2 separate regions of the Homo sapiens genome follow, and region 2 is linked to region 1. A link is a loop called in an ENCODE intact Hi-C map of the cell type or tissue named here. Cell type or tissue: PC-9. All regions are shown on one strand. Each heading gives the region's core, and the rest is flanking DNA. Links, peaks and the distances in the headings are about the cores only.

Region 1 (10,630 bases), core at 1,520-9,519:
TGGGAAACTAACATAAATATATAACTAAATTATAAGTCTGATTATTAATTTGTTTATATTAATAAATAAGTACGGGCCAGGCACGGTGGCTCATTCCTGTAATCCCAGCACTTTGGGAGACGGGCAGGTGGATCACCTGAGATCAGGAGTTTGAGACTAGCCCTGCCAACATGGTGAACCCGTCTTTACTAAAAATACAAAAATTAGCTGGGAGTGGTGGCGGGCGCCTGTAATTTCAGCTACTTTCCTGAGGCTGAGGTAGGAGAATCACTTGAACTCGGAAGGTGGAGGTTGCAGTGAGCTGAGATCACACCGTTGCACTCCAGCCTGGGCAACAAGAGTGAAATTCTGTCTCAAAAAAAAAAAAAACAAAAAACAAAAAACGAGTATGTTAAAGGCCAGAAGAGAGCTGCCTCTTCCATAATCACTAATACCAAAATGTCTCATCACCCAAGGATGCAATTCTTTAGGATATATTCTCTGCACCAACAACCACCTACCCACCTACCTGTATACAAACTATCAAATCCTGTCTCTGGAATAACCAGTTTCCTCCTACTTTTCAGTCAGCCCTGGATGAGATTCTTTCTCCCTCCTGACCTAAGAATCCATCCCTTCTCTGTTAAACACGATTGGAAACACAACATATATAAACACAGGTGCATATATTTGAAGAATATAAACAATTTTAATACTGCCATGTTGTCTACGAAAGGATAATAGGGAAAAGAAAATATCACAGGGAATTTTACTATAGAGAAATAGTTCCCACAGCGTGGTGGTAACTATTTCTGTGTGACATGAGGAGCCACCACCAGGAAGGGAGCTGGAAAGAAATCTCATTCCTGCACCTCTGAGAATCCTTGGGTGGGACCTGTGGAGGCAGGAGGTGGCTGTGGCAACTGGCAGAGACTGCGGAGGCGCACCATGATCTGTTGCTGCCATGTTTTTTTTGGTCTAGCGTAAAAAGAGAAGGAAAAACTGTCAGAAAATAATAGCACTGGCTCGGTGTGGTGGCTCATGCCTGTAATCCCAGCACTTTGGGAGGCCGAGGCGGCCAGATCATTTGAGGTCAGGAGTATGAGACCAGCCTGGCCAACATGGTGAAACTCCATCTCTATTAAAAATACAAAAAATTAGCCGGGCGTGGTGGCATGCCTGTAGTCCTAGCTACTAGGGAGGCTGAGGTATAAGAATCGCTTGGACTCGGGAGGTGGAGGTTGCAGTGAGCCGAGATCGTGCCGCTGCACTCCAGCCTGTGTGACAGAGTGAGACCCTGTCTCAAAAAAGAAAAAAAAGAAAAAAATAATAGCACCATGTTGAGCCAAATAGTGGGGCCATAAACTGCAAAACCCAGGCTTTCAACAAAGAAAAGTGAGCCTGTTTAGAAACAGTAGAAGAAACCCAGGGCCAGCCCCTTAGGATTACTCCTTCCTCAGAGTCCTCGGGTGTCAAATACTGTCTCTCCCATCCCTTGGGAGTAGATATCCTTTTCCTCCCCTCATCCCTCTCCCCCAGCCTCCTTTAGCCCCTGTCATTTCCTGGACACTCCCACATCAACACTCAGCCACTGACCCTGCGTAAATATTAGCACCACAGGGTTAAGGGCTGGGATGTACTAAGCCTTCCTAAGTGCCAGATGTCAGTGTGGAGAGGGAAATGAAATATGAATGGCTGAACATTGTCACTGTGGTTCTCTCACTGCATTTGGACATTTGGACATTCCAAAGAACATTCCAAGATAAGTGATACTTAATGTGAAATTTAGTTTTTAAAAAGCTTTTTTAGAGAGACAGTATCTGTGTCACCCAGGCTGGAGTACAGTGGTGCAATCACAGCTCATTGCAAACTCAAACTTCCTGGGCTCAACTAATCCTCCTGTCTTGGCCTCCCAAAGTTCTGGAATTACAGTAATGAGCCATGTGCCTGGCTGAAACTTAATTTATTTTGATTCAAAATATTTTCAAAGGCCAGGTGCAGTGGCTCACGCCTGTAATCCCAGCACTTTGGGTGGCCAAGGTGGGTGGATCACCTGAGGTCAGGAGTTGGAGACCAGCCTGGCCAACATGGTAAAACCTCATCTCCACTAAAAATAAAAAAATTAGCCGGGCATGGTGGCACATGACTGTAATCCCAGCTACTCAGGAGGCTAAGGCAGGAGAATCACTTGAACCCAGGAGGCAGAGGTTGCATTGAGCCGAGATCGTGCCATTGCACCCCAGCCTGGGCAACAGAGCAAGACTTCGTCTCAAAAAATACGTATTTTTTTCATGTAATATTAATGATACTTAAACAAAATAACTTTTTCTTTCTCTGAAAATATTTATAACTTTATATAACAAAATATCACAAAAATGATAACAGGAACATCTCATCAAACCACAGTGTGTTTCTATGTGTGTGCCTAAGTATACACATACCTTTGAGAACCAAAATCACTTATGTGAACAATATTTACAACACACAACAAGCAGATGTAATCAGTTCGTGTAATAAAATATATCCATGGCACAACAGTTTGTCTCAATTATAAAACCCATCATCTACCATCGTTTTAGGATCCAGGCTCATTTCCTGTATGAGACATGAACACATTGTTAAAAATTCCAAGATGTATTTCTTTGGGTCTCCTGGTTTTATTAAAAAAAGGAAAAGAGATATGTCATTAATTACTGAGTGCTGGTAAATGATCCTACTTGCATATAATTGAGAAGTGGGATCAATTTGGTTAAGGTTCAGTCAAGTTGAATTGTGAGATTTAAGAAAAATGTGAAATTTTTCACATTTCATTATGCAATATCAAAACCTCACTGTAAGAGTTTTTTGTTACTGTTGTAACAAACAACCACTACAAAATTCAGTGGCTTAAAGAACGTTAATTTACCATCTTACAGTCTGGCAGGCAGAAATCAGAAATCAGTTTCTCTGGGTGTTAGTAGGGCTGGTTCCTTCTAGAGGTTCTAGGGAAGAATCTGTTTCCTTGTCTTTTCCAGCTTCCAGTGGCCACCTACATTCCTTGGTTCATGGCCTCTTCCTCCGTCTTTAAAGCCAGCAATGTAGCATCTTCTCTCCTCTCTTAACTCATGCCTTCTTTTTACAAGGACCCTTGTTATTACACCTAACCCAGGTTCCTTTGGAATGTAGAGAAACACATTCACTGGTTCTGGGGATTAGAACATGGACACCCTTGGGGGCCATTATTCTGCCTACCGTATGGGATTCAGTAATGTCACACTGATCTCATCAGAAAATTCTTCCTGGCAAGTGGTCATATTCATGATAACAAATACAAATTTTCTTAAAGTATAATTTTTGCTTGAAAGCTCAAATTTTACCAGTGGCGACAAACATTATCAGTTGTTTCACTTGAAATCACAAGCTTATTTTATTTATTTTCAATAAAATATCTACCAAACACCTTGTTTAAAGAATCATAAAGGGGCCCGGTGCAGTGGCTCATGCCTGTAATCCCAACATTTTGAGAGGCCAAGGCAGGTGGATTGCTTGAGCCCAGGAGTTCAAGGCCAGCCTGGACAACATGGGAAAACTCCATCTCTACAAAAAATACAAAAATTAGCCAGGCGTCGTGGTGCATGCCTGTAGTCCCAGCTACTCAGGAGGCTGAAGAAGGAGGATCACTTGAGCCCTGGAGGCAGAGGCTGCAGTAAGCCAAGATCCCACCACTGTACTCCAGCCTGGGTGACAGAGCCAGACCCTATATCAAAAAAAAAAAAAAAGAAGAATCATATATGGTTTGTCATTTTTTCAAGCAAAATGGAGTTCCATGTGAATTCAAGGGTAGAGATAAAAAAATTACTTTTTCCTACTTTATCAAAGAGATTATTATCATTATTATTATATATATGTATTTTTTTGAGATGGAGTCTTGCTCTGTCGCTGGAGTGCAGTGGCGCGATCTTGGCTCACTGCAAGCTCCGCCTGCTGGGTTCACGCCGTTCTCCTGCCTCAGCCTCCCGAGTAGCTGGGACTACAGGCGCCCGCCACCACGCCCGTCTAATGCTTTGTATTTTTTAGTAGAGAGGGGTTTCACCGTGTTAGCCAGGATGGTCTTGATCTTCAGACCTCGTGATCCACCCGCCTCGGCCTCCCAAAGTGCTGGGATTACAGGCGTGAGCCACCGCTCCCGGCCTATTATCATTATTATTATTACAGACAAAGTCTTGCTCTGTCACCCAGGCTGAAGTGCAGTGGCACAATCATAGCTCACTGTAACCTTGAACTCCTGGGCTCAAAAGATCCTCCTGCCTCAACCTGCCAAATAGCTAAGGACTACAGGTGCGTGCCACCACACCCAGCTAATTTTTTTTTGAATTTATTTTTTATAGAGATGGGGTCTTGCTAGGTTGACCAGGATGGTCTTGAACTCCTGGTCTCAAGTGATTCTCCCGCCTCGGCCTCCCGAAGTTCTGGTATTATAGGTGTGAGCCACCGCACCTGGCCCTGCAAGGACATTATTAAGTGAAACTGGTTCTGGGAGTGCACAGCAGTGAAGAAAGTACATTTTTAAGTTCAGTTTGGTGGTTGTGCCTTGATTTGTCCAAAGATCCTCAGTGGTTTTGCCCGCCATCAGAGCAAATATCAACAGAGTGAAAAAGATAAAGTTATAGTATTATTAGGAATACAGTTTTGATATCATGGATACTCAGGAAGGGATCTCAGGGACCTCTTTCCCCCCATTCCCCCCAGGATCCATAGACCACACTTTGAAAATTGCTGTTTTAGGGAAATGAAACCTGCCAGCAGATGGCAGCAGGTACAGCAGCATTTTCCAATTTATATTGACCAGTATTTAGAAAATTGATTTCATGATAAATTTACAATTTTGCCTTTAAAACTCACAGACAACATTTCATTTCAGAAAATATTTTTAACTATATAAAAGAATTCCACAAAATAAATGCTACTTCAGCTCACAACTTAAATTATCCAAGAACTTTTTCTTTTCTTTTTTCTTTTTTTTTTTTTGAGACAAGAGTCTCGCTCTGTCACCCAGGCTGGAATGCAGTGGTGCGATCTTGGCTCACTGCAACCAACCTCCACCTCCCAGGTTCAAGCGATTCTCCTGCCCCAGCCTCCCAAGTAGCTGGGATTACAGGCACGCGCCACTACGCCCAGCTAATTTTTGTATTTTTAGCAGAGACAGGGTTTCACTATGTTGGTCAGGCTGGTCTCGAACTCTTGACCTCGTGATCCGCCTGCCTCGGCCTCCCAAAGTGCTGGGATTACAGACGTGAGCCACCGTGCCCAGCCTATCCAAGAACTTTTTCTTTCTCCCTTTCTTCCTTTCTTCCTTCCTTCCTTTCTTTTCTTTCTTTCTTTTTTTTTTTCAGAGTCTTGCTCTGTCACCCAGGCTGGAGTGCAGTGGTGCTTTCTTTCATGGCTTATTGCAGCCTTGACCTCCCAGGCTCAAGCAATTCCCCGACCTTTGACTCCCAAGTAGCTGGGACTACAGGCACATGCCACCATGCACAGCTAATTTCTTTTATTTTTGGTAGAGATAGGGTCTCACTAAGTTGCCCAGGCTGGTCTTAAACTCCTGGCCTCAAGCAATCCTCCCACTTTGTCCTCCCAAAGTGGTGAGATTACAGGTGTGAGCCACTGCACCAGGCCCCAATAACTTTTTCTTGAGACAACCATCATATTTCAGCGCAGTCAGGACATCACAGCTGCAGGTTCTGCATCCTCAAATTCAACCAAGAAAGAATGGAAAATATTTGAGAAAAAAATTTACAAATTAAAAATAAGCTAGGGGCAGTGGCTCACGCCTGTAATCCCAACACTTTGGGAGGCCGAAATGTGAGGATTGCTTTGGGAGGCTGAGGTGGGAGGATTGCTTGATGATGATAGGACTGTATACCTCGAAAACCCTAAAGACTTATGCAAAAGGCTCCTAGATCTAATAAATTCAATAAAGTCTCAGTTTACAAAATTAATGTACACAAATCAGTAGCACTACTGTATGCCAACGATGACCAAACTGAGAATCAAATCAAGAATTCAATCCCTTTTATAACAACTGAAAAAAAAAAAAAAAAAAAACCCAAAAACAATACCCTAGGAGTGTACTTAATCAAGGGAGGTGAAAGATCTCTACAAGGAAAACTACAAAACATGCTGAAAGAAATCATAGATGACACACAAAAAAATGGAAACATATGCCATGTTCATGGATGGGAAGGTAATATTGTGAAAATGACCATACTACCCAAAGCAAACTACAGATTTTATGCTATTCCTAACAAAATATCATCATCATTTCTCACAGAACTAGAAAAACAACCCTAAAGTTCGCATGAAACCAAAGAAGAGCCTGCATAGCCAAAGCAATCCTAAGCAAAAAGAACAAATGTGGAGGCATCACATTACTGGACTTCAAATTATACTACAAGACTGTAGACTACAGTACTGTAGTACCAGTACTACTGGGACTAGTATAAAAATAGGCACTTAGACCAATGGAACAGAATAGAGAACCCAGAAATAAAACCAAATACTTACAGCCAATTGATCTTCAACAAACCATACAAAAACATAAATTGGAGAAAGGATACCCTATTCAATAAATGGTGCTGGAAGGCCAGGCATGGTGAGTCATGCCTGTAACCCCAGCACTTTGATTACAGGCCGAGGTGGGCAGATCACAAGGTCAGGAGTTTGAGACCAGCCTAGCCAACATGGTGAAACCCCATCTCTACTAAAAACACAAAACTTAGCCAGGTATGGTGGTGGGCACCTGTAATCCCAGCTACTTGGGAGGCTGAGGCAGGAGAATTGCTTGAACCCGGGAGGCAGAGGTTGCAGTGAACCGAGATCGCGCCACTGCACTCTAGCCTGGGTGACAGAGCAAGACTCCATCTCTAAAATAAATAAATAAATAAATAAATAAATAAATAAATAAATAATGGTGCTGGGAAAACTGACAAGCCACATATAAAAGACTGAAACTGGAGGCCAGGCGCAGTGGCTCACACCTGTAATCCTAGCACTTTGGGAGGCTGAGGTGGGTGGATCGTGAGGTCAGGAGTTCAAGACCAGCCTGGCCAAGATGGTGAAATCCCAGCTCTACTAAAAAAATACAAAAAATCAGCTGGGCCCAGTGGCAGGTGCTTGTAATCTCAGTTATTTGGGACGCTGAGGCAGGAAAATCGCTTGAACTTGGAGGGTGGAGGTTGCAGTGAGCTGAGATCGTGCCACTGCACTCCAGCCTGGGCAACAGAGTGAGACTCCATCTCAAAAAAAAAAAAAAAAAAAGAGTGAAACTGGATCTCCATCTCTCGCCCTATACAAAAATCAACTCAAGATGTATAAAGACTTAAATCTAAGACCTGAAACCATAAAAATTCTGGAATATAACATTGGAAAACTTTTCTGGACATTGGCCTAGGCAAAGAATTCATGACTAACACCCCAAAAGCAAATGTGACAAAACCAAAAATAAATAAATGGGACCTATATTAATCCGTTTTCACACTGCTGATAAAGACATACCTAAGATAGAGCAATTTACAAAAGAAAGAGGTTTAATTGGACTTACAGTTCCACATGGCTGGGGAAGCCTAACAATTATGGCTGAAGGCAAGGAGGAGCAAGTCACGTCTTACATGAATGACAGCAGGCAAAAAGAGAGAGCTTGTGCAGGGGAACTCCTCTTTTTAAAACCATGAGATCTCATGACACTTATTCACTGTCATGAGAACAGCACAGGAAAGACTTGCCACCATGATTCAATTATCTCCCACAGGAATTCAAGATGAGATTTGGGTGGGGACACAGCCAAACCATATCATCCTGCCCCTGGCCCCTCCCAAATCTCATCTCCTCACATTTCAAAACCAATCGTGCCTTCCCAATAGTCCCCCAAATCTTAACTCATTTCAGCATTAACTCAACAATCCACAGTCCAAAGTCTCATCCGAGACAAGGCAAGTCTCTTCCACCTATGAGCTTGTAAAATCAAAAGCAGGTTAGTTACTTCCTAGATACAGTCAAGGTACAGACATTGGGTAAATACAGCCATTCCAAATGGGAGAAGTTGGGCAAAACAAAGGGGCTACAGGTCCCATGCAAGTCCAAAATCCAGTGGGGCAGTCAAATCTTAAATCTCCAAAATGATCTCCCTTGTCACCACGTCTCACATCCAGGTCATGCTGATGCAAGATGTGGGTTCCCATGGTCTTCAGCAGCTCCGCCCCTGTGACTCTGCGGGGTACAGACTGTCTCCCAGCTGCTTTCCTGGGTTGGCATTGAGTGTCTGTGGCTTTTCCAGGCGCATGGTGCAAGCTGTCAGTGGATCTACCATTCTGGGGTCTTGAGGACCCTGGGGACTGGTGGCCCTCTTCTCACAGCTCCACTAGGTGGTACCCCAGTAGGGATTCTGTGTGGGGACTCTGACCCCACATTTCCCTTCCACACTGCCCTAGCAGAGGTTCTCCATGAGAGGCCCACCCCTGCAGCAAACTTCTGCGTGGACATACAGGCATTTCCATACATTTTCTGAAATCTAGGCAGAGGTTCCCAAACCTCAGTTCTTGACTTCTGTGCACTCAACACCACATGGAGGTTGCCAAGGGTGGGGCTTATACCCTCTAAAGCCATGGCCTGAGATCCACATTGGCCCCTTTCAGCCACAGCTGGAATGGCTGGGACATAGGGCACCAAGTCCCTAGGCTGCACACAGCACAGGGACCTTAGGCCCAGCCCACAAAACCATCCTTTCCTCCTAGGCCTCTGGGCCTCTGATGGGAGGGACTGCCATGAAGACCTCTGACATGCCCTGGAGACATTTTCCCCATTGTCTTGGGGATTAACATTTGGTTCCTCGTTACTTATGCAAATTTATGCAGCCTTGAGTTTCTTCGCAGTATATGGGATTTTCTTTTCTATCGGATTGTCAGACTGCAAATTTTCTGAACTTTTATGCTCTGTTTCCCTTATAAAACTGAATGCCTTTAATAGCACCCAAGTCACCTCTTGTATGCCTTGCTGCTTAGAAATTTCTTCTGCCAGATACCCTCAATAATCTCTCTCAAGTTCAAAGTTCCACAAATCTCTAGGGCAGAGGCAAAATATTGCCAGTCTCTTTGCTAAAACATAACAAGAGTCACCTTTGCTCCAGTTCCCAAAATTTCCTCATCTCCATCTGAGACCACCTTAGCCTGGATTTCATTGTCCACATCATTATCAGCATTTTGGTCAAAGTCATTCAACAAGTCTTTAGGGAGTTGCAAACATTCCTACATTTTCCTCTCTTCTGAGTCCTCCAAACTGTTCCAATCTCTGCCTGTTACCCAGTTCCAAAGTCATTTCCACATTTTTGGGTATCTACTCAGCAACACCCCACTCTACTGGTACCAATTTACTGTATTAGTCTATTAGTACAGGCTGCTGATAAAGACATACCTGAGACAGGGCAATTTACAAAAGAAAGAGGTGGCCGGGCGCAGTGGCTCACGCCTGTGATCCCAGGACTTTGGGAGGCCGAGGTGGGTGGATCACGAGGTCAGGAGATTGAGACCATCCTGGCTAACATGGTGAAACCCTGTCTCCACTAAAAATACAAAAAAAAAAAAAAAAAAAAATCAGCCAGGCATGCTGGTTGGTGCCTGTAGTCCCAGCTACTTGGGAGGCTGAGGCAGGAGAATGGCATGAACCCAGGAGGCGGAGCTTGCAGTGAGCCTAGATTGCGCCACTGCACTCCAGCCTGGATGACACAGTGAGACTCCATCTTAAAAAGAAAAAAAAAAAGAAAGAGGTTTAATTGGACTTATAGTTCCACATGGCTGGGGAAGCCTCACAATCATGACAGAAGGCAAGGAGGAGCAAGTCATGTCTTATGTGGATGGTAGCAGGGATAAGAGAGAGATCAGATCTCGCCGTATGCAGTGGCTCACACCTGTAGTCCCAGCACTTTGGGAGGCCGAGGCGAACAGCCTCCCAAAGGTCAAGAGATCGAGACAATACTGGCCAACATGGTGAAACCCCATCTCTACTAAAAATACAAAAATTAGCTGGTGGGGGTGGTGTGCGCCTGAAGTTCCAGCTACTCTGGAGGCTGAGGCAGGAGAATCGCTTGAAACCAGGAGGCAGAGGTTGCAGTGAGCTGAGATCGTGCCACTGTACTCCAGCCTGGCAACAGAGTGAGACTCTGTCTTAAAAAAAAAAAAAAAAAAAAAAAAAAAGTCAGATCTCATGAGACTTATTCACTATCCTGAGAACAGCATGGGAAAGACTTGCCCCCCATGATTCAATTATCTCCCACTGGGTCCCTCCTACAACATGTGGGAATTCAAGATGAGATTTGGGTGGGAACATAGCCAAACCATATCAGGACCTAACTAAACTAAAGAGCTTCTACACAACAAAAGAAATAATTAACAGAGTAAACAGACAACCCACAGAGTGGTAGAAAATATTTGCAAACTATGTATCTGACAAAGGATTCGTATCCAGAATCTACAAGGAACTCAAACAAATCAACAAGGAAAAAAACAAATAATCCCATCAAAAAGTGGGCAAAGGCCATGAACAGTCATTTCTCAAAAGAAGATATACAGCCAACAAACATATGAAAAAATGCTCAACATCACTAATCATTAGGGAAATGCAAATT
Region 2 (10,630 bases), core at 1,306-9,305, 760 kb after region 1:
AGGCAGTGTACCAGAAAATGAAGCAAAAGTCTTTAGTGAAGATCAAAACCAGAAGTAATTGTCCATGGCAGGCCCGGGGTACTGTAATGCTAAGCAAGCCATGCTGGCTTCTGTGGGCACAGAACTCACCACCCACGAAAGATCTCTGACTTGCTGGGTTAAAGGAGGTCTGTCCTCTCTCAAACTAAGACTCACACCCTGGATTGCCCAGGTTTGAGAACTCTTTATCAGATTAAAAGCCTCTAAGGAATCTGCCTCAAGTAGTAGAAAAATATCCCAGATTTGGAATTAGGAAAGTGTCACAAACACAGGAGAATTAGCACTAGGTATCTGGAAAATAAAGCAGGGTTCTCTGGCCCAGTATGAGAGAAATAGATCAAGTTAACAGCGTAGTCATTTAGGTGCTTGTGGAGAGACCCCAAGAAGCGATTTGACACCTGTATGTGCCCTTCCTGGTGTGGATTTCAGGAACCCCGGGGCCTTTGATTCTCAGGTGGTCACTCCTTTCGGTAAGTCAAGGTGACACAATCTCTGAGGTGGCTGAAAAGACCATAGCCAGAAAGTCCAGAGGATGCACACACATACCTGTGAGTTGGATAATGGCAGGATGCACGGTGCAAACACCACGCATCCCTCTCCTGTTTCCTTTAACTCCAAGAGAAGTGACCTCAATCTGGGGCATTACTGTGCCACTATCTGGAACAGAAATGGGGCAGGGTTGTAAATGACAAGGAAACATAGGCAACCCCCCCCAGTAAGGTGGCAAAGCCTTTTGTGGATACAAAGGGTGGATGCTGAACTCCTCACCCCCACCCATGAGAAGGTTACTGTGGTGACTGCTGTGTGAGCCCAGTGACAGGGAACAGAAACACATGCGTTCAAGGAAATCGTCGGAGGGATGAGAAGGGAGAGAAATTGATTTGACAGCTTGTTGCTGCCACAGCTTCCTTAGCAAAGATAAGATCAGGATGGGGTTTATTTAAAAAGAGACATCCTGATGTCTACCCAAGATGTCCATTCTTATTGTATTTACTCTGTTGGCAGGAGTAAGGAAGAAGTCACTTTTGGGTAAACGCTGCTTAAAGTAGTAGCCATTCCAAATTTGCAGAGCAAATTTGTAAACGGAGAACTGAAAATGAACCAAGAAAAACTAGCACATCCTTGGCAACCTACCCTTCACAGGGCTTCAGCTGTGTTTTCTTAGAAACACAAACCATCTTTGTCAACAGAGCCTTGACACCCACTCATAAGGTGTACTGGCCGTCATACTCCAGTCCCTTTAAAAAGGGGCCTGCAGCTCCTTCACCGAGAACCAGTCAGTTTTGCTTAACAGAATTGCAAATTTGGTGGCTTAAATCATGTAGACTAAACATCCCTAAATGAAAGTGGTTTACAGAAAAAAGTTGGGATTGCTCCTCAAAGATCTCTGCATCAGGTCTGGCTGTTCAGTGGGATCCCGTGGGAGCTCTGGAGACACTCTAAGTCTGGGACCCACTCTAGAGCAGTGAAATCAGAATCTCGGAAAGGCGGGCAGGTCCTTGGCATTGTTCCCAAAGGCTTCCAGGTGATTTCAACACTCACCCGGGTGAGAAAGAGTGGTCCAGGGCGGAGCTTGTCAAAGCAAATGGGCACAGGACTCACCTGGGGATCTCCTTCAAGTTCAGAGTCTAATCCAGACAGGTCTGCGAGACGAGAGTGAGTTTCTAACGAGCTTCAGGTGATGCTGATGCTCTTGATCCCAGGCCACACAGGATAACAAGGGTCCCCAGGCCTACCTCTTTAATTATAGGGATTGGAATGGAGGATTTTCACCAATGAAGTACAGTTCAAAGCCAGTCAGAAACTTTTTGATCATCATGGTAAAAACAAAACAAAACAAACAAAACCAACTTTATTTATGTGTGAGGAGAGGTCAGGGGTAAGCAATCAGATCAGATGAGTAGAAATCAGATGCTATTAAAAACAGTTTTGAATTTCAGTTACATTTTTCAGTAAACATTACTTCAACTGATGAATGGGAAAACAATGTAGCATATCCCTACGATGGAATATTATTTGGTCATAAAAAGGAATGGAGTTCTGATACATACTACAACATGGATAAACCTTGAAAAATTAGGCTAAATGAAAGAAGCCAGTCACAATAGACCACATATTATATGATTCCATTTATATGTCCAGAATAGGCAAATTGATAGAGACAGAAGGTAGGTTGGTGGTTGCTTAGGGTTGGGGATGGGGGAATAGGGAAATGATAGCCAAAAGGTGAAGGTTTTTTTTTTTCAAGTTGGTGAAAATGTTCTAAAATTGTAACAAAAACCCATCGTACACTTTCAATGGTTGAATTGTATGATATATGAACTACATCTCAATAAAACTGTTATAAAATACTGGAAGATCTTTGCAGTGCATATAAGCAACCAAATATACAAAGGATATATATTTTAAATGTATTGCATATACTATATTATAGTCTTTAATATATTATCTTTATATAATATACAAGCATACATTATATATAATATAAAATATTAAGATTATGTAAGGACAGACTTTCAGGAGCAAGTCAACTCAAAAAAAAAAAAAAAAGGAAGAAGAAAAGAAAAGGAAAACAGAGGAAATGCACAGTCAACTCACAAAAGGAAATTGGAAGGCCAACGAACACAAGGAAAGAAGCTCAACATCTTTGGAAATCAGGGAAATGAACATTAAAATATCAACCAGATACCATTTCAGACCTATCAGATTGGCAAAAACCTACACAAATTAGTATGGCAACACCAGGTGATGCCAAATGTGGAGAAATGAGAATTCTTCTATACTAATAATGGTGGGAGAATAGATTGGTCCAAGTTCTTTGAAAAGCAATTTAGTAATATTTTAGTAAATTTGAAGATGTGAGTATCCCATGGCTTCCTAGTATATACCCATGAGAAAGTCTCACTTAGGTACACAAGAGGCATGCACAGAAATATTTCCCATTTTGTTTCTTTATTAGTAAAAAAAAAAAGAGAACCTTCAAACAACCTAAATCCCATCAATAGGGAAATGAATAACTAGAATGGGATTTATTCATATAATGGAAAGTAAGACAGCAGATAAAAAGAAATGAATTTGAGCTATTGTATGCAATAAAAATATTTAAAATAGAATTCATATTTTATCTCCTTCAAAATGAGACTAAATAGAGCAAAAGTATAGGAGAAAGTCGAGTTGATAAATATATATATTGCTTGCATCTGGCACACCATCACTCCTGCCACACTGCATTGGCAAAGCAAGTCACAAGAGCAAAGCCAGATTTGAGGGCCTGGGAGATATACCGTGTCTGTAAAGCCTGTAAAGTCTTGTGGCAAAATGCATGGATTCAGGGAGGGATGAAGTGGAGCCAAGATCTACTACATCACTATGTCATTTGTTCTGCCAAATCGCCATGTCATGTGCCTATTTCCAGACAGGAACCAACTGGAACAGAGCATCCCCTAGTGGTCATCTGTGGGCTAGATACTGAGGACACACAGTATCAGTAGAACCTCTGGCTTAGGGAGAACTGCCCAGTCACCAGAACACGTTGTATGCACAAAATGATCAGTAAGATATTCAACTTGAAGCCACAATTGACCCATGTGTTGAAGGAAAGGTAGGACTAAGTGTCCAGTGGAGACAAGGATGCTCTGGGAAGGAGAGGTGCCTTGAAGAAAGACTGGTGGTAGCCATACCTCTGTGCCTTTGTAAAATGGGACTATTACCACCTTCCCTGAAATAAGTTATAGGAAAGGGCCCGACACATAGTAACCGCTCAGAAAATGTTAATAGGCTCCAGAAACTGAGCTGTAATCCCGATCTGCATCCACATCCCACTCACTTTTCCAGCTACCACGGCACTGTCCCTTCTTCCCCCACTCCCAGGCTTTCTGCCATCACAGAGCCTTAGCACATGCTGCTACCTTTACCTGGAACACCTCTTCCTTCCCTATTTAATTCCACCCCATCCTGCTACATGGGTCGAGGGTCACTTCCTCAGGAAAGCTTTCCTTGACCCTAGTTACAACTTTGCTTAGCACACGACATGTCCTCAATAAGTATCTGTTAAATGAACGTTGTTGGTTGAATAACCCTTGCGCAGTGCTGCCCTCAAGTGATTATCCTGGGTATTGCAATAATTAATTTCAAACGGTTGTCACACTTAGGACGGCAGGATCAATGAGAACAGAGTCCTGAATGAGTAAGTCCTGAGCAATGGGATGCAAGATTCATAAATTACCCGCAAGAAATGAAATGTGAACTTCTGAAGTTCAGGCCTCACCCTGGACACTGTGCTGGGCTTAGACTCCCGCTTCTTCCTTCCTGCCACACAGATACTTCCTTCACCCAACTCTGGCTTCAGTAACTGCCTGGACACTGGCCTCACCCAACATCTCTGCTCCTCATCCCCTTTTGATCTGTTGTCCAGAGTGTCCTCTTGCTTCCTGCACATCTCCCCACAAAGGTCCCAAGCAATTCCATCCAAATATGGATTTGTCATTTTCTCTCTGGGTTCTTTCCATCATGAAGTCCCCTAATATGTTCAGGGAATTGGGAAAAGCAAATGACATGTTTTCTGACTTCTCAAGAAACCCAAGATAAAAGATACTATTTACAGAAAAGAAAATTAAGGCCTAGGGGGAAGTTAGCTCCCCAAGTTCACACAGGTCTAAAATTTGAACCCCCACCTGACTCCAAAGTTCTGAAACTAGAGATGGACTAGTTTTAGGGGGTTATGACTTTAAGAAAAATAAAAATCTATGAAAACAAAGTTTGGTACAGGGCCTTAGAAAGGATTTACACAAGTGAGGGTCTTGAAGCTTACATTTCATTAGCTTCATGATTACACAGCATCCTAGTGAAAATTATGCTGTCTCCAAAGATAACAGACAAGCAAACCAGAAAGATTAGGATGCAAAGAGGTTTTATCTTTCCTACCACTCTCCTTGCTGAAACTGCCTCCTTTAAAAGTATTTCCCAGGTGTGTTCCTGGAATCTTTCCTAAAAGCAGAAAGCAGGAAGCAAGTGTTTTTGCTTTTGTCAGAATGTCAGTGTCAGAATGAGAGACAGAAGAAAACAGAAATTTAGTAAAGATGTTCATAAGTGGGTCTCCGACATCAAGGAAGAGAAAGAGATCAAGAAGCAACAAAAGTCCCCCAGACATCTAGGTGGACACAGGCCAGCAGTGAAAGTAAAGCTGCTGTATGTCAAAATGTGTGGTCTGGGAGTTTCCGGATAGCTGAACACATGGAGGTCCCCGGAGGCTGGCGTGCCCAGGGAGGGCGTAGAAGCTCCATGCCCCTGGCCCCATACCTGACCCTATGCATCTCTTCATTTGTATCCTTTGTATTCTGGGGACTCACATTTTGCTCCAGACCTCTATTTCCCAGGCTTTGTCCCCTTGCAGAGAAAGGCCGCATCAACTCTATTTTTCCTGTTTAAAAAATTTGCCTGCTAACCTAGGGATTGACAGACTTCAAGCCAAATCTGACCCACTGTCTATATTTGTAAATAAAGTTTTATTGGAATAACAAGAAGAAATTGTGGTCTGTTTTGAGTTTAAAAGTCAAAGTGAAACGTAGACACTGGGCGCTTTCTAGTACAAATTTAGTTTAGTTCATAAGAAATACGTGTTCTTCTAAAAACTTGACCAAAATGCCATAGGAATAGTGATGTCTTTCACAGCATGCCAACTGCCTAGGGAAGTTATTCACGAAGAGCGACCTCTAGTGGGCAAGGGTCATAGTTAATTAGAACCTGGAACTCTCCCAGAAAAGCATCTTACCCCCATTTCAGCTTGTTTTGACAACAGCTTGAAGAGGTTTTGAATAAATAGTGAATTTGTGATTAAAAAAATGTTTCTTGTTTTAACATTCGTTATAAACATCTCATTTACATGAACATTTCTGTGACTATAAAAACTTTCAAGGCCAGGTGCGGTGGCTTACACCTGTGATCCCCGCACTTTGGGAGGCCGAGGTGAGTAGATCACCTGAGGTCAGGAGTTCAAGACCAGCCTGACCAACATGGTGAAACCCCGTCTCTACTAAAAATACAAAAAACTAGCTGGGCGTGATGGCGGGTGCCTGTAATCCTAGCTACTTGGGAGGCTGAGGCAGAATTGCTTGAACCTGGGAAGTGGAGGTTGCAGTGAGCCAAGATTGTGCCATTGCACTCCAGCCTGAGTGACAGAGCAAGACCCTGTCTCAAAAAAAAAAAAAAAAAAACTTTCAGTACCAACTATTACAACTATATAGTAAGATGGCTGCTTTAACACAATTGTAGTTTTGAATAACAAAAAATTTTATTTTTTACAGTGAAACTGACAGGAGAGACATAAATTATTAAGTACAAAGGCTCACATTTCTGGGACTTATTTGGTTCAATTTAGGTCTCTGGTTATTATAAAGAATTCCCTAATAGAGGCTGTAGAGGTAATTAGGAACAGAAAGTGAGGTCAGAAGCATAAATTGCAGCCATCTTTGTGAAGGGGGATTTGGCGGTTTCCATTAAAGTATAGAACACACATACCTTTGAGCCAGCAATTCCGCTTCCAGGATTTTATGATGTAGATTCACTCATATAAATGAGCAGAAATCCATGTGCAAGAATGTTTTCTGCACCAGTTATTATAATAAAAAGAAAACAAACATTTATCTGTAATAAACTAAGGAAGAGTCATAGAAAATGATGCAGATATGTAGAATGATGTAGGAGATTATATTGATACAGAAAGTTCAATATTAAAACTATTAAAAAAGTTTTAAAACAGTATTGTCTTAAAATATATCGCATGCATGAACACAGTACATTTATGAAAGTCTGCAAAAGAATTGAATGATTACACTTTCAACCCTTCACATCATTGTTTGCTTTTGCTTAACTATGAACACCCATTACTCAAAGGAGTTAATGTAGTCTTATCTAAGAGTTAAGAACACAGACTTTTAAGCCAAACTCCCCAGGTCCAAAACGTGGCCTCATTAATTACTATCTCTGTTATTTGGACACGTTCTTTATCCTCTTTGTGCCTTAGTTTCCCCATCTGTATATGGGGGTGATACATTTTTATTAATGTTCATCTATGCAAAGCACTTAGAACAGTGCTAAAAGTGGGCCAGGCATGGTGGCTTATACCGATAATCCCAGCACTTTGGGGGGCCAAGGCAGGAGAATCACTTGAGGCCAGGAGTTCAAGATCAGCCTTGGTAACATGGTGAGACCCTGGTTTCACAAAATATTCAGAAATTAGCTGGGTGTGGTGGCTCATGCCTGAAGTCCCAGCTATTGGAAGAAGCTGAGGCAGGAGGAATGCTTCAGCCCAGGAGTTGGAGGCTGCAGTGGGCTAGGATCGAGCCACTGCAGTCCAGCCTGGGCAACAGAGGGAAACCCTGACTAAAAAGAAAGAAAAAGAGCAGTGCTGAAAGTGTTTCGCTACTGTTATTTTAACTTACAATTTTAAAAACTAGGTGTTGATATATTAGGGAAAATTGGGTGAAGGGTACCTTTGCAATTTACTATGAATCCGTAATTATTTCAAAGTAAAAAGTTAAACATGCAGTTATTAAAAATAACTGATATAAAAGATTGTCAAGATGTCATGTTAAGTAAAAAAAGCAAGATGTGTAACAATGCATCAAGTAAGCTCAATTTTATGTAGAGAAATGGGGAAGGGAATGAGAATATATATATTTTGCTTATGTGTGTGAAATGAAATTCTAGAAGAGATTGTTAAAAACTAATAACTACTTGGGAAGCAGGCTTTATTTTTGAACCAAATGACTGTGTTACCTATTGAAAAATTATTTAAAAATAAGACTAGTAACAAAAATGCAAATAACACTTCCATCATAGCATAAAAGCATTTCCATTTGTAACGAGTCAAATAACACCAATTTGACAAATAACAGGGTGCATTGAGTTCAACAGTAAAGTACTTTCCAGTGGCACTATTTCACTCACAATGTGTACAATTCAGACAAGTTTAATTCCTAAGTCTTTGAGGGGGAGCTGAAGAACCACTCCTTCAGGTTTCAGACAGACAGGTTTCAGGAGGTTACAAGTAGCATATGGCCTTATCTAAGATCTAGTGACATTTCTAACTTAAAGCTTTTGAAATGAGGAAGACATCTTAAGGACATCACCACCTGGTGAAGACTTCTCTGATGTTAAGCACATGTTATAAGTCCTGGAACTTGCTGGCATTAGTCCTAGAGAAAGAAGGATGAGGCTGAGCATGGTGGCTCATGCCTATAATCCCAGCACTTTGGGAGGCCGAGGCGGATGGATCACGAGATCAGGGGTTTGAGACCAGCCTGGCCAACATGGTGAAACCCCGTCTCTACTAAAAATACAAAAATTAGCCGGGTGTGGTGGCATGCACCTGTAATCCCAGCTACTCTGGAGGCTGAGGTAGGAGAATCACTTGAACCTGGGAGGCGGAGGTTGCAGTGAGCCTAGACTATGCCATTGCACTCCAGCCTGGGTGACAGAGTAAGACTCTGTCTCAAAAAAAAAAAAAAAAATAGAGTGAGAGGGAGAAAGAAGGACTATTGGATATACAAATTTGGATTTAGCCAGAGTTATCCTGGGTAGGGAAGAGTCAGACAGACATACCCATAGGCACGCCCACACTCATATATAGCCTCCTGTGTCCAAAAAAGTGATGGCAAAACAGACACTGTGATGCTGTAGTGACCAAGGGATTAAAATTTCCCTAATCTCTTGATGTTTCTGCAAGTTCAATTTTTAAATTCCTGAAACATCTATTTTTTTTCATGTCTGATAATAAGCAGATGTTGTGACAAGTTTGATTGGGGGCACATCTCATACATGAGCATGAAAACTGAATCATCACACTTATCAACCACAAAAGGATCTCCTCAAACATCTTTTTAGCAATGTATGAAGTGAAGTTATGCTAGCTGCTATAACAAGTAACTCCTATGTCTCAGTGGCATAATACAATAATTTTTGTACCTATCAATCACAGACCAATGTGATTGGGGGGTACTTTCTCCATATTGTCTTGTAGAATCCTGGCTGAAAAGGGGGTCCATCATCTTCAATGTATGGCTTCCAGAACATACTGGAAATTGATATACAACCAGCACGCACAGAAGAAATAATAAAGAACCAGACAGAACACATGAAAGTGGCACTTTTCTCTCCCTATGCCATTGACTAGAACTCAATCATGTGATGCCACCTAACTGCTGGGGAGGTTGGGAAATGTAATTTAACTGTGTATCTACAAAAAAAAAAAAAAGAAAAGAAAAAATAATTTAGTGAACACATGGCATTGTTTCTGCCACAAGCAGATATCGCCATGATCATTTAATTTTTCTCCTTTAATATGTTGATTTCCTGCTCTTTACGGACCTTAACAGCAATCCTATGAGGTAGGCTGCACAGATATTATTCCCACTTACGAATGAGAAAAATGAACCTCAAAGAGAAGTTAGCTGACTTGGCTAAACAACATGGATATTAAATGTTAAGCAGGAGCTAGAACAAGTCTTCCCACAGTACCAGGCCTGCTGTCTCCCATCCTACCAAAGGTAACATCACTTGCTTCAGTAACTTGAATCAATCACAGCTTCAGTAAATTAGATTATCCACACAGATTCTTCATAAAGCGTATTTCCTCAAAAACGTTCACCATCAACTTAGTTTATATGCAGTCATAAAAAGCTATAAAGACCATGTGATTAAATTTTAATGGAAATACATTATGGAGAATAACATAAAATTGAATGCACATAATTAAATCGGGACAAATTTCAGCCTTTTCTTCAAAAATTGCCTCCTTTTTCTCTCTTCTGTAACTCCTATCAGATGTATGTTCAAGTCCTATTCTATCTTCCACTTAATCTTTAAATTCTCAAATATTTTCTTTGCTACTTTAATATCCTCAGATCTATTTTCCAGTTTGCCAATTCCATCTGCAGCTCTGTCAAATCTAGTCTTTAATCTTTCCATCTGCCTATTTTTAAACTTCAAATGATTATATTCATTCCTAAATGTTTGAATAGGTTCCTTTTCAAATCTGCCTGGCTGGGTTCTTTTTTTTTTTCCTCCCATACAATTTATTTTTTAATCCTTCTTTTATGCCTTTATTTTTAAAAATATCTTTCAAAGCATCTGGCCAGGCTCATGCTTGTAGTACCAGGGCTTTGGGAGGCCAAGACAGGAGGATTGCTTGAGGCCAGGAGTTTGAGACCAGACTGGGCAACATAGCAAGACCCTATCTTTACTTTAAAAAAAAAGCTGGGTGTGGTACCATGCCCCTGGAGTCTTAGCTACTTGGAGGCTGAGGCAGGAGGACTGCTTGGGCCCAGGAGTTGGAGGCTGCAGTGAGCTATGATCACACCACTGCAGTCGAGTCTGGGCAACATAGTAAGACCCCCATCTCTATAAAGGATTTCAAATGATTTTAAAAAAGCATCTATCGTATTACTCAAATTATCTGAAATCCTACGGTTCTAACTCTGTTTTTAAAAATCTGTTGGTTTTCACTCATAATGAATTATTTTTCAACTATTTTATTTATCTTTTCAAGACAGTGTCTCACTGCTCTATCTCCCAGGCTGGAGTGCAGTGGCAT

The links. A loop is a pair of places that touch in the nucleus more often than their neighbours do. Peaks named below come from ENCODE experiments on the same cell type or tissue, not always from the same donor. Only the 100,000 strongest peaks of a DNase experiment are listed, where the experiment ranks them.
Region 2: a loop joins it to region 1, with 26 times the contacts of the local background. A loop is called at or near these places in 2 of 110 quality-filtered maps.

The regions. Positions count from the first base shown.
Region 1 is chr3:32,928,470-32,939,099 of GRCh38, reverse strand. No RefSeq gene overlaps it. Among named protein-coding and RNA genes, the nearest start is that of CCR4, 18 kb to the left of the region's middle. RefSeq lists a silencer at 2,111-2,308. In PC-9, for the core only: CTCF peaks have their summits at 4,514 and 4,729 (motif pointing right); no DNase peak of the experiment used is centred there.
Region 2 is chr3:32,170,928-32,181,557 of GRCh38, reverse strand. It overlaps LOC124906367 (small nucleolar RNA U13), which reads right to left and starts at 8,902; the gene lies at 8,803-8,902. RefSeq lists enhancers at 3,126-3,295, 3,601-3,770 and a cis regulatory region at 3,685. In PC-9, for the core only: CTCF peaks have their summits at 3,458 (motif pointing left), 4,129 (motif pointing left), 5,602, 5,802 and 1 weaker place; DNase peaks (open chromatin) are centred at 3,487 and 4,167.